Linked DNA regions of Homo sapiens: region 1 is linked to region 2. A link is an interaction called in ENCODE POLR2A ChIA-PET data of the cell type or tissue named here. Cell type or tissue: CD4-positive, alpha-beta T cell. All regions are shown on one strand. Each heading gives the region's core, and the rest is flanking DNA. Links, peaks and the distances in the headings are about the cores only.

What was found. Peaks named below come from ENCODE experiments on the same cell type or tissue, not always from the same donor. Only the 100,000 strongest peaks of a DNase experiment are listed, where the experiment ranks them.
Region 1: POLR2A ChIA-PET joins it to region 2 with 13 read pairs; 3 of 35 experiments call an interaction of 5 or more read pairs at or near these places.

Annotation. Positions count from the first base shown.
Region 1 is chr2:43,171,549-43,176,918 of GRCh38, reverse strand. It overlaps LOC124907755 (a long non-coding RNA gene), which reads left to right and starts at 1,344. Exons shown (of 2, transcript XR_007086298.1): 1 at 1,344-2,867; 2 at 5,131-5,370. RefSeq lists an enhancer at 2,637-2,716. In CD4-positive, alpha-beta T cell, for the core only: no CTCF peak of the experiment used is centred there; DNase peaks (open chromatin) are centred at 828, 2,318, 2,858 and 3,838; H3K4me3 peaks cover 1,270 bases; H3K27ac peaks cover 4,520 bases.
Region 2 is chr2:42,807,716-42,813,085 of GRCh38, reverse strand. It overlaps TRI-TAT2-1 (tRNA-Ile (anticodon TAT) 2-1), which reads right to left and starts at 2,550; the gene lies at 2,458-2,550. RefSeq lists enhancers at 1,607-1,686, 1,717-1,816 and silencers at 1,897-2,186, 2,477-3,246. In CD4-positive, alpha-beta T cell, for the core only: a CTCF peak has its summit at 3,307; DNase peaks (open chromatin) are centred at 1,465, 1,895, 2,585, 3,205 and 1 weaker place; H3K4me3 peaks cover 2,483 bases; H3K27ac peaks cover 2,744 bases.

The DNA of each region.
Region 1 (5,370 bases), core at 254-5,253, 360 kb before region 2:
CTGGGTGTGGTGGTGCACGCCTGTAGTCCCAGCTACTCTGGAAGCTGAGGTGGGAGAATCACCTGAGCCTGGGAGGCTACAGTGAGCTGAGATTAAGCCACTGCACTCCAGCCTGGATGACTGAGCGAGACCCTGTCTCAAAAAACAAACAAACAAAACAAAACAAAACAAAACAAAAAACCTACCTTATTTAATCCTCACAGGTGGACATTCTTCTTATTTCCATTTTATAAACAGGAAACAGAGGCTCAGAAAGAGGCTCTGGAGTGGAGCCAGAATCTTAACTCAGGAGCCTGTGTGTGGAGCCTGAGCCTTTAGCCACTCTGCTTATTCCAGTTCCAGGGGATGGAGGGATGGGAGAAGCAGCAGTAACAGCCTTAATTGCCAGGCTAAAGAGCCAGGACTTTATTCATCAGGCAATGGGGAGCCAGCAAAGGCTTCTGAGGAAGGGAATTACATAATCTGACCTGTGTTTTGGCACAATAACTCCAGAGGCCACTTGGAGAATATATTAAAAATACAGTGCAGGCTGGGTACAGTGGCTCACACCTGTAATCCCAGCACTTTGGGAGGCCGAGTTGGGTGGAGCACGAGGTCAGGAGATCAAGACCATCCTGGCCAACATGGTGAAACCCTGTCTCTACTAAAAATACAAAAATTAGCTGGGTGTGGCGGCGCGTGCCTGTAATCCGAGCTATTTGGGAGGCTGAGGCAGCAGAATTGCTTGAACCCAGAAGGTGGAGGTTGCAGTGAGCCGAGATCGCGCACTGCACTCCAGCCTGGTGACAGAGCTAGACTCCGTCTCGAAAAAAAAAAAAAAAAAGCCACAATGCAAAGGAGGATAACTATCTTGCTGTTCAGTTGAGAAAGGTTGAAGGCTGAGTGGGGCATTGAGGCTGCTGAGAAAAAGGGATTGCTCAGAGAGGTAGAAGATCTGGCTTCAGCCCTGGTCTGGTCTCTTCTTCAGGAGAATAATCATTGCTTGACCTCCTCTGACCATCTGCTGCCAGTGAAGCCAGAAAATGGTGATTCACCCAACAGATGCCAATTGAGCCCCTCCTAAGTGCAGGACCTATCAGTCCTGAGACCCAAAAGGGGCAAGACATTTTCTGACCTCAGGGAGCTCAGGTCATTGTGGTCCATAATCCTCAAACAGTTAGCAATGTCACACATGCTGCCTTATCCCCTCCAACCCTCCAACAGCTCTTAGAGGAGTTTTCATATAGACTCTTTTCTGATTGTTTAGGCAGAAACCTCTCCCTGCCTCCATCCTTCTCTTGCCCCTGAGAGGCTTTGAGACTCATCTATCTTCATATGTACATTTCCCACAGGACCAGGTACAGTACTGAGTATATTACTAAGTAGTCATTTAGTCTTTGCTGAGGCTAATTAGTAATAATGGAGAAAAACTGTTCTCCCGCTGACCTTGAATCCAGACCACAGACAAATTCCTTAATTTATCCAGAAGTTTTCAAAAGGTGCTATGGGCCCTAGAGTCCCTGTTAAAGAATGAGGCTGACCAGGTGGTCCCATTCTGTGAGACCACAGGGCTGTTACTGTAGGCTCAGAAATGATGACCTTGCTGAGCCTTTAAGGCCACAACCCTGTGTACTGTGGACAGAGTGATCTCTGAAGGCTGCCAGTCACTCCAAGTGAGCCAATCAGCACAAGCTATCTGGAATTAAAAGCTATATTAAGTTATGAATGAGAGGGCTCCTGTGAGGATGGGATCTGGTGTCCTGTATTACCATAAGCTCTACGCTGCTCTAGACTTTGATTGTTGAGGCAGCTGAGATACAGGCAAGCCCAAATCTAGAGCTTGGAAAGGACCCTGTGAGGCTATTCTAGTCCTTTGGGGGCCTCAGTGCAGGTAGCTCTGGAGTGAGAAATGGGGTAGGACCTGGGAGCCTCAAGTGGGAAGTGACTATGGGGGGTCAAACATGCTGGAATGCATTTTGAGGGCTGTTTTTATTTCCTGGACTTGTATGTTTTTATTTCCTCTTTGCCCTTCCTTAGGATTTACTAAAGCTCTTTGGGAAGTTTCAGCTGCTTCAGCTGTGTGTATGTGTGTGTGTGTGTGTGTGTGTGTGTGTCAGATCTTCGGTGTGAGGTGATGGACAGAGGACAGTGAGGGATTTGCTGGGGGTGAGGTTGAGCTTGTATCAGTATCAGGAAGCAGAAACTCTGGGTTTTATGGTCGGGGGGCAGGGGTTTTTCTCTTCCCCTCCCAGACCCTGTTGCAGCAGTGAGGCGGCCCAGGTCATGACGGGGATTATTTCTTCCTTTCATTTCTGGCAAAAGCTACAGGAGGGGAGTTCCCCTTCTCTGTTTGTTTTGATTCTGTTGTTTTCTTAAAGAGAGGAAGGAAAACCATCATCACTTTTTCGGTTTTGTGAACAATAAAGGCAGGCTGAGAGGATGTTCGCCTGGGCTGGGGCTGTGGGGGCTGGGCCAACACCTCCTCCTCTTTCCCTCTGGCAACCCTTCTCCTGGCAGCTCGGCGCCTGGGGAGACCCCCAGAACACAGATCAGGCCACGTTGTGGGGTCAAGTTTAAGTGCCGGCTCTGCCTTTTAACTGCTTTTCACTGGTCTGAGGTGTATCTGTATAAATGGGAGTCATAGGGTTGTTGAGATTAAAAACAAAAATACTCGCTTGTAAAAACACAGTGCTGGGCCTACACTAAATGTCCCAGAAATGTCTTTCCTTTGCTTCCTTCCACTGGGGGGGTCTATATCATGAGCCCAGTGGTATGGTATACCCAGGGCCACCCTCCTGTCTTCCTGCTTGTCCACCCAGAGCCGGCTTCTTCCATGGCAGGACCTGCAAATGCTGGACTCACAGAAGGCTCTGAGAAGTAAATAACAGGTGAGGCTGGGGGTGCCTTCTTATTTCTTGGGGTTGTCCCCAGTCTGTTAAGAGACAGTCTAACCTTGCCTTTGAATTTCTTTTTCTTTTCTTTTTGAGATGGAGTTTCCCTCTTGTTGCCCAGACTGGAATGCAATGGCGCAATCTCGGCTCACTGCAACCTCTGCCTCCTGGGATCAAGCCATTCTCCTGCCTCAGCCTCCCAAGTAGCTGGGATTATGGGCACCTGCCACTACGCCCAGCTAATTTTTTTGTACTTTTAGTAGAGACGGGGTTTCACCATGTTGGCCAGGCTGGTGTTGAACTCCTGACTTCAGGTGATCCACCTGCCTTGATCTCCCAAAATGCTGGGATTATAGGTGTGACCCACTGTGCCCAGCCCTTGAATTTCTCCTAGCCCTTCAGTTCCTCAAGCTTCATGCCTCCCAAGGTTGCACCCCCCATGGCCTGTCCTGCAGTCCTGGGGCCCTTCTCTGAGGGGATGAAGGGGGCACTTCCCTGAACAGAGAGAAAGGGAGACCCACACCACTTGGATTAAACTCCCTGGGCCCCAGCTGGCTCTGCAACTTGGCCAAGAAGCCCTATCTCCTAGGGCCTCAGTGTCTTAGTCCGTAAAATGGTTCCTGAACTTTTAAAATACAAACACTCTTTTGTAGAGTCGAAACACTTTGCAGACCTGCACTCTGTGGCAGTACTTGTACTTTTAAAATCTTTTGATTAAAAAAAGGACAAATGGGCTGGGCGTGGTGGCTCACCCCCATAATCCCAGCACTTCGGGAGGCCGAGGCAGGCGAATCATGAGGTCAGGTGATCGAGATCATCCTGGCTAACATGGTGAAACCCCGTCTCTACTAAAAATACAAAAAAAAAAAAAAAATTAACTGGGCGTGGTGGCACATGCCTGTAGTCCCAGCTACGCAGGAGGCTGAGGCAGGAGAATGGTGTGAACTCGGGAGGTGGAGCTTACAGTGAGCCCGGATTGTGCCACTTCACTCCAGCCTGGGTGACAGAGCAAGACTCCGTCTCAAAAAAAAAAAAAAAAAAAAAAAAGACAAATGACCATCTGCAAGGATACCTTCATCTGTGCTTTAATTTTTTTAAAATTTTATTTATTTATTTATTTTTGAGATGGGGTTTCGCTCTTGTTGCGCAGGCTGGAGTGCAATGGCATGATCTCAGCTCACCACAACCTCCGCTTCTGGGGTTCAAGCAATTCTCCTGCCTCAGACTCCTGAGTAGTTGGAATTACAGACATGCGTCACCACGCCCAGCTAACTTTTTGTATTTTTAGTAGAGATGGGGTTTGTCTGTGTTGGTCAGGCTGGTCTTGAACTCCTGACCTCGGGTGATCTGCCCACCTTGGCCTCCCAAAGTGCTGGTATTACAAGCATGAGCCACTGTGCCCGGCATGCAATGCTTTTAGATGAGTGTATATTTTATTCAACAGCCCTAAGTACTTTTGAAAATGTGTCCCCTTGGCTGGGTGTGGTGGCTCACATCTGTAATTCCAGCACTTTGGGAGGCTGAGGCAGGCGGATCACCTGAAGTTAGGAGTTCGAGACCAGCCTAGCCAACATGGTGAAACCCCGTCTCTACTAAAAATACAAAAAATTAGCCGGACATGGTGGCTGGTACTTGTAATCCCAACTACTCGGGGGGCTGAGGCAGGAGAATTGCTTGAACCTGGGAGGCAGAGGTTGCAGTGAGCCGAGACTGAGCCACTGTACTCCAGCCTGAGCAACAGAGTGAGACTCTGACTCAAAAAAAGAAAAAAAGAAAATGTGTTCCCTTATGTGGGAGGCATCAGCTTGTGGATGATGCTGATTCCTAAGGGGCTTGAGGCTCCCAGCATGTGCAAATTTGTGTCTTTGAGGGGACAGATAGCCCTGGAATTAGTTGATTCCTCCTTGGCCCTCCTGGGGCAGACCCAGGGACTCAGGGACACCAGATGGGTAGCCCTGGCTCAAATGCAAAAGTCCAACAGTGACTGACCAGAATGTGCAGTGTAGTGGTTTCTCTTTAACATGTGGATCCTGCCTTGGATGCCTGCCAGGGCTTCCATCCTTGTTCTGCCACTAACCAGCTCTCCCCCAAGGCATGCTACTTTATCTCCTGGGCCCCAGGATTGTCACCTATAAAATGAGGTTGACAGTACTTGCGAGTTTTTGTGAAAATTAATGAGATAATGAACTCATGAGACTTACTTAGCACAGGGCACAGTTGTTGCTTAACAAATATTACTTTTTTTTTTTTTTTTTTTGAGATGGAGTTTTACTTTTGCTGCCCAGGCTGGAGTACGATGGTGCGATCTCAGCTCACTGCAACCTCCGCCTCCTGGATTCAAGCGATTCTCCTGCCTCAGCCTCCCGAGTAGTTGGGGCCTGGCTAATATATATATATATTTTTTAGTAGAGACGGGGTTTCTCCATGTTGGTCAGGGTGGTCTCAAACTCTGACCTCAGGTGATCCACCCGCCTCGGCCTCCCAAAGTGCTGGGATTACA
Region 2 (5,370 bases), core at 181-5,180:
GTGGTCAGTGAGTTACCTGTGAAGATTAGAAACCTGCACTTTCTGAGTCTGATCACTTTTCTGTTTGTGCATTTTAAAATTAATCACCTCTTACAAAGCAGTTTTTGGCAAATTTCCTTTTGAAAATGCCAACCCTTTCTCCATTATTCAAAAATGGAAAGAATCCATACAATGGACTGTCATACAGTCATAAAAAGAAATGAAGCACTGATATATGGTACAATATGGATGAATATTGAAAACATTATAAAGTGAAAAAGCCAATTACAAAAGACCACATGCTGTATAATTCCATTCGTAGGAAAGTCCAGACTAGGGAAATCTACAGAGACAAAAAGTGGATTTGTGGTTGCTTAGGGCTGGTGGGGGAACAGGATGGGAAGATGAGAGGGTGAGAACTAGTCTTGAGGTGATGAAAATGTTTGAAAATTTACTGTGGTGATGATTGTACTTATCTGTGAATATACTAAAATCCATTGTACACTGTAAAATGGGCGAGTTGTATGGTATAGGAATTATATCCCATTAAAGCTGTTGGGTTTTTTGTTTTTTTTTTTATAGAAAGTAAGCATACTTTTTTTTTTTTTTTTTTTTTTTTTTTGAGACGGAGTCTCGCTGTGTCGCCCAGGCTGGAGTGCAGTGGCGCGATCTCGGCTCACTGCAATTTCCGCCTCCCAGGTTCAAGCAATTCTCCTGCCTCAGCCTCCCGAGTAGCTGGGATTACAGGCGCACGCCACCACAGCCGGCTAATTTTTTGTATTTTTAGTAGAGGCGGGGTTTCACAGTGCTAGCCAGGATGGTCTCCTGACCTCGTGATCCGCCCGCCTTGGCCTCCCAAAGTGCTGGGATTACAGGCGTGAGCCACCACGCTCAGCCGCAAGTTTTTTTTGTTTTGTTTTGTTTTGTTTTGTTTTTTTAGACAGGTCTGGCCCAGGCTGGAGCAGTGGTGCCATCTCAGCTCACTACAACCTCGGCCTCTCGAATCCAAGAGATCCTCTCACCTCAGCCTCCCGAGTAGCTGGGATTACAGGTATGCGCCACCACACCCGGCTAATTTTTGTATTTTTAGTAGATACGGGGTTTCGCCCTGATGGCCAGGCTGGTCTTAAACTCCTGGGTGATTAAAAAAAAAAAAAAATCCGCCGACCTTAGCCTCCCAAGCCGGGATTACAGGCGTGAGCCACCGCGCCTATTTTTTTATTATTATTATTATTCTTTTTTAATGGATAGAGATTTTATTTGTTTCTAAGCCTGGGCTGCATTTCTACAGGGGACCTATCCCATGCCTCTGAGGATGTCTGTGAGCCAGAGGCGACCTCCCCGGGGCTGGCGAGGAACCCGGCACCAGGACGAGGGGAAGTGGGCGGCCCTTCCCACATTCCAGTTGGCATAGGGTTCCTGTTCTGCATCGAGGGGCTGGATGGGTGAGAGCAACCGAAGCCTGGGCTAGCGCAGGAGATAGACAAGAGCTCCGCCCTCCATCCATTTCTCTGAACGTTCTAGGTCTTGATTTTCACCACTCGCGGGGTAATATTTCCACCCAAAATCTAGCAACGATCCCGTCCATGAAAACAGCTGAAAATCTCCCCTTTGAAAGAACACGTCCAGGAGGCTTTCCATCCCTTAACTAAGCTTGTGCCCGCTTTGCCTACCCCCCCTGGCGATGTGGGGCAGGGCGCATCCGCCGGCGACCACTTGGCCTGATTTCCCGGCCCCCGGGAGGACTTCTGAACCAGGATTTGTGACGTGCCGCTAGGAGAAGGGGCACATGATGGGGAGGGGAACTCTCCGAGCACATTCCCCAAACTGCAAATCTGCCCAGGGACGGCTGGGCGCCTGGGTTGAGGAGAAGGGCCCGCAGTCTTATTGGTCTCTGCAGACAGAAGCGAGGGGGAAGAACTCATCACGAGTTACAAGGGCGGAAAACAGCCGCCCCAGGTCTCCCCACAGCTCCCCGGACGCCCCGCGCTAGGCCTCGGGCCCCAACGCCTGGGAATGGTCGGCGGTGCTTGGGCCCCGCCCGGGGGCGAGGGGCAGCGGCCCGGCCCCAGGCCTCATCTCCGCACCGGGAGCTCGGGCTCACACTGTAGAATGAAGTGCCCTGTAGAATATTCGATCCCCACGGCCAGCTAGGGACCCCGCCACAGTGGAGCGCCTCGCCACCTCCATCCGCCCTCCTGTGGTCCGGGACTAGGTGCAGTTACAGGACCCGCCTAAGAAGAGCACTAGAAGGACGCAGTGGGTGGATGTCCGAGTTCGAGCGGCTGGATGTCGCGCGGTGGCAACAAGTAGCTCGGAAAAGGGGTATTGAGAGTCCACTGCGAGCTGCTTCCTGCTTGCGGCCAATGGGGACGTGCGGCAGAGCAGTTAGAAACAAGAAGGGAGAAGACTAAAGAGAGACTCCTTACTTCTGGCAACGAGATACACAAAAGGGGTTGCGAACATCCAAAAGGGTCTTGCTCCAGGTGAGGCTCGAACTCACAACCTCGGCATTGCTCTGCATGTACTGCTGTATAAGTACCGCGCGCTAACCGATTGCGCCACTGGAGCTCTGCTGAATGGGCCTCGTGATGGCTCTATCAGGGTGCGCTGGCGCCCGCGGCGGGCCTCGGCAGAGCATGCGCGTTCGCGGCGCGAGCCCAGGCCCGAGCCTTCTGCGACTTCGCGCCGAGCTCCCGGCTGTTCCGCAGCCGATCGAGCCGGGGAAGCCTGCGAGTGTCGCCCTCGGGGATGGAGGGGCCGCCTAGCCTGGCCGTGACGGGAGGGCCACGGGGGCCCTGCAAAGAGCGCAGCGCGCAGCCCCGGGCCTCGCCGTAGGAGGAGCGGCCCCAGCGCCTGCGGCCGGAAAACCCCCTCTATGGGCTTCGCGTCCCGGAGCCGGCCCGCGAGGGGCAGGGCCCAGGCCGGGGAAGCGGCAGGCGGGCCTCGCCGCGGTGGTGACGCGGTCCGGGGGTGGGGCTGGGGCTGGGGCTGGGGCTGAGCCGGGCGGCCTTGCTCCCGCGCCCCGGGGAGGCCCGATCCGACTGCCCGCGGGGCCCCCCGGAAGGAGAGCGTCCGGAGCCCCCCAGTGGCGGCTGGCGGGGGCGCCCCGGCCGGGCGAGGCCAGGGGCCGGTGGCGGCGCGCGGCTGTGGCTTGGCGCCTGGTCCGGCTCGCGAGGTTCCGGCAGCTCTTGGGCCCTCCAGGCAGGAGGCGGGGCCCCGAAACCCGGCCAGGCCACCCCAAGCGGAGGACGCGGAGATAGCCCCGGCTTTGGAGGAGTTGCAGCCCAAACCCTGCGTGTTTTGTTGGGCCACAAAATGTTTGATGTTAAAACTAATTTCCATTACTTAAAATCAGGCGATCTCATACAAATATCTAGATATCCATTTAAAAACAAAACAAAATCTAAACACTGCACCCAGGGCTGAATTATGACTGTTCTTGGCCGTAGGCACTTTTGTCTTCGTGAGCTCCTGTCCTCCATTTAAAAAAAAAAAGAAAAAGTTTTGGAAAATTATATTTTACCACTGTGATGATATAAAAATGAATGTATTTCAAGCTGAATTTATTGCTATATTCATATTACTATTTTTCATTTAATACTATATTCGTTTTCTTCTCATTTCAAAAGAAATTAACATTTAAATTTTTTCTGGTCTATGCACTGTGCCTGTTGTACCTAATTGATAAGCCTGCCAGGAAGCTGGTCCTCCAGGGAAGGTAGCAGCCACCTCCAGAGTGCCAGCCACCTCCCGAGTGCCCACCACCCCCGTCTCTTCCTTCAGGCTTGTCTCACACATCTTGATGGTCTCTGAGCACCTGTTGGCATGTTGGTCACCTGTTTGATGACGTCTGCTCTCCTGGGAGAGCCAGCCGAGCAAACAACAGAATGATTATGGCAATAATGGGGGAAACTGCATGAGCAAGCGATGGACAGAATGAAGGTCATTTGTGTAGTCACCTTGAGGGTGACTTGGCCACAGTAACAGATTGTGTTAGGGTGACAAATGTCAAGCAGTGGGATGGTCCTGGACTGTAGAAGGCCTTGAAACTCGAGCAGAAGAGTTAAAGTGATCAGGTAGACCATGAGGAGGTAGCAAAAGATTCTATGTAACGCAGGGGGCCTCCCGAAGGAGTTTTTAGGAAAGTCTCCTTAGAAAGAAGCCCGGGGAGGCTGTTTCCAGATGGTTTTGTAAGCTGAGAGACACATCTGGAGACTCAGGAACTCACAACAGGGATGGTCAACACCTCGCAAGATCCCACCCCGCACCAGGCAGGTGGTGGGATACAGGGCTCTTTACAGCATGCCAGGATTAGGGCTCCTTGGAGCACTTGTGGATGAGGCCAGGGTAAATCAAGGGCAACAGAGAGTGATCCGTTAAATAAGTTCTTCCCGGAAGCTGGAACAGGATGTAAAGGTAAATGCATGGTTTGTGCAGGGTGGGGATGATTTTTCCCCCCTAAATTGAAAGGGGTTAATTCCTGGTAACAAATAAATTGTGGACTCATGCACAGCGTCTTCTCAAATCCCGTAGCATTTGCAGAATCTGCCCTTCCTCTGGAGTCTCTCAGGCAGAGCCCACCTGGTGAACCACAAGCAGCAGAGTTGGCCCTCGGTGGTCCAGCGTCCCCTCCCACTAGCCCCATTCATGGATCTACTCCTTTATTGGTTCCACAGATACTGACTGATCCCCGACTGCATGTAAGGGGAAGTCAGCCCCTCATAAAGTGAACCTAAATTGCTTAGCCCCCAAGAATATTTGTTCTCTAATGAGCCTAGTGTGGGTAAGGCTGCACCTGGTGAAGGGGGCAGGGTCAGAAACTCCGCTGCTGGAGATCTTTTCCAGCAAGGAAAAGTCTCCTGGGACCTGAAAGGCACTTAACCTCACCCAGACTGCCGCTAAAGAACAATGAACTTAGGAGTCTTCGCTGTGGTCCTCTTAAGTTTGTAAGAGACTGTAATAAGTCTCTTACTCTCTCCGGGCCTCAGTTTCCTCATCTATAAATTGAAGAATCTAGACCAGATAAGAGGTCTCCAGCCTGGCTTGACTAGTGGAGGACCCCTTTTACCATGTATACTCTTGCCAACACCTTGGAAGTATTTTATCATGCAATAATTTGTGTATGATGTGTAATAGAGAAGGGATTGTTAAATAAAACTTATTTTAGATCCATGTATAACTTTAAAACAGTAATACCGGCTGGGCACTTTGGCTCACACCTGTAATCCCAGCACTTTGGGAGGCCAAGGCAGGTGAATCACTTGAGGCCAGGAGTTTGAGACCAGCCTGACCAACATGGCGAAACCTCCTGTGGGTTGCAGTGAGCTGAGATCACACTACTGCACTTCAGCCTGGGCGACAGAGAGAGACCCTGTCTCAGTAAATACA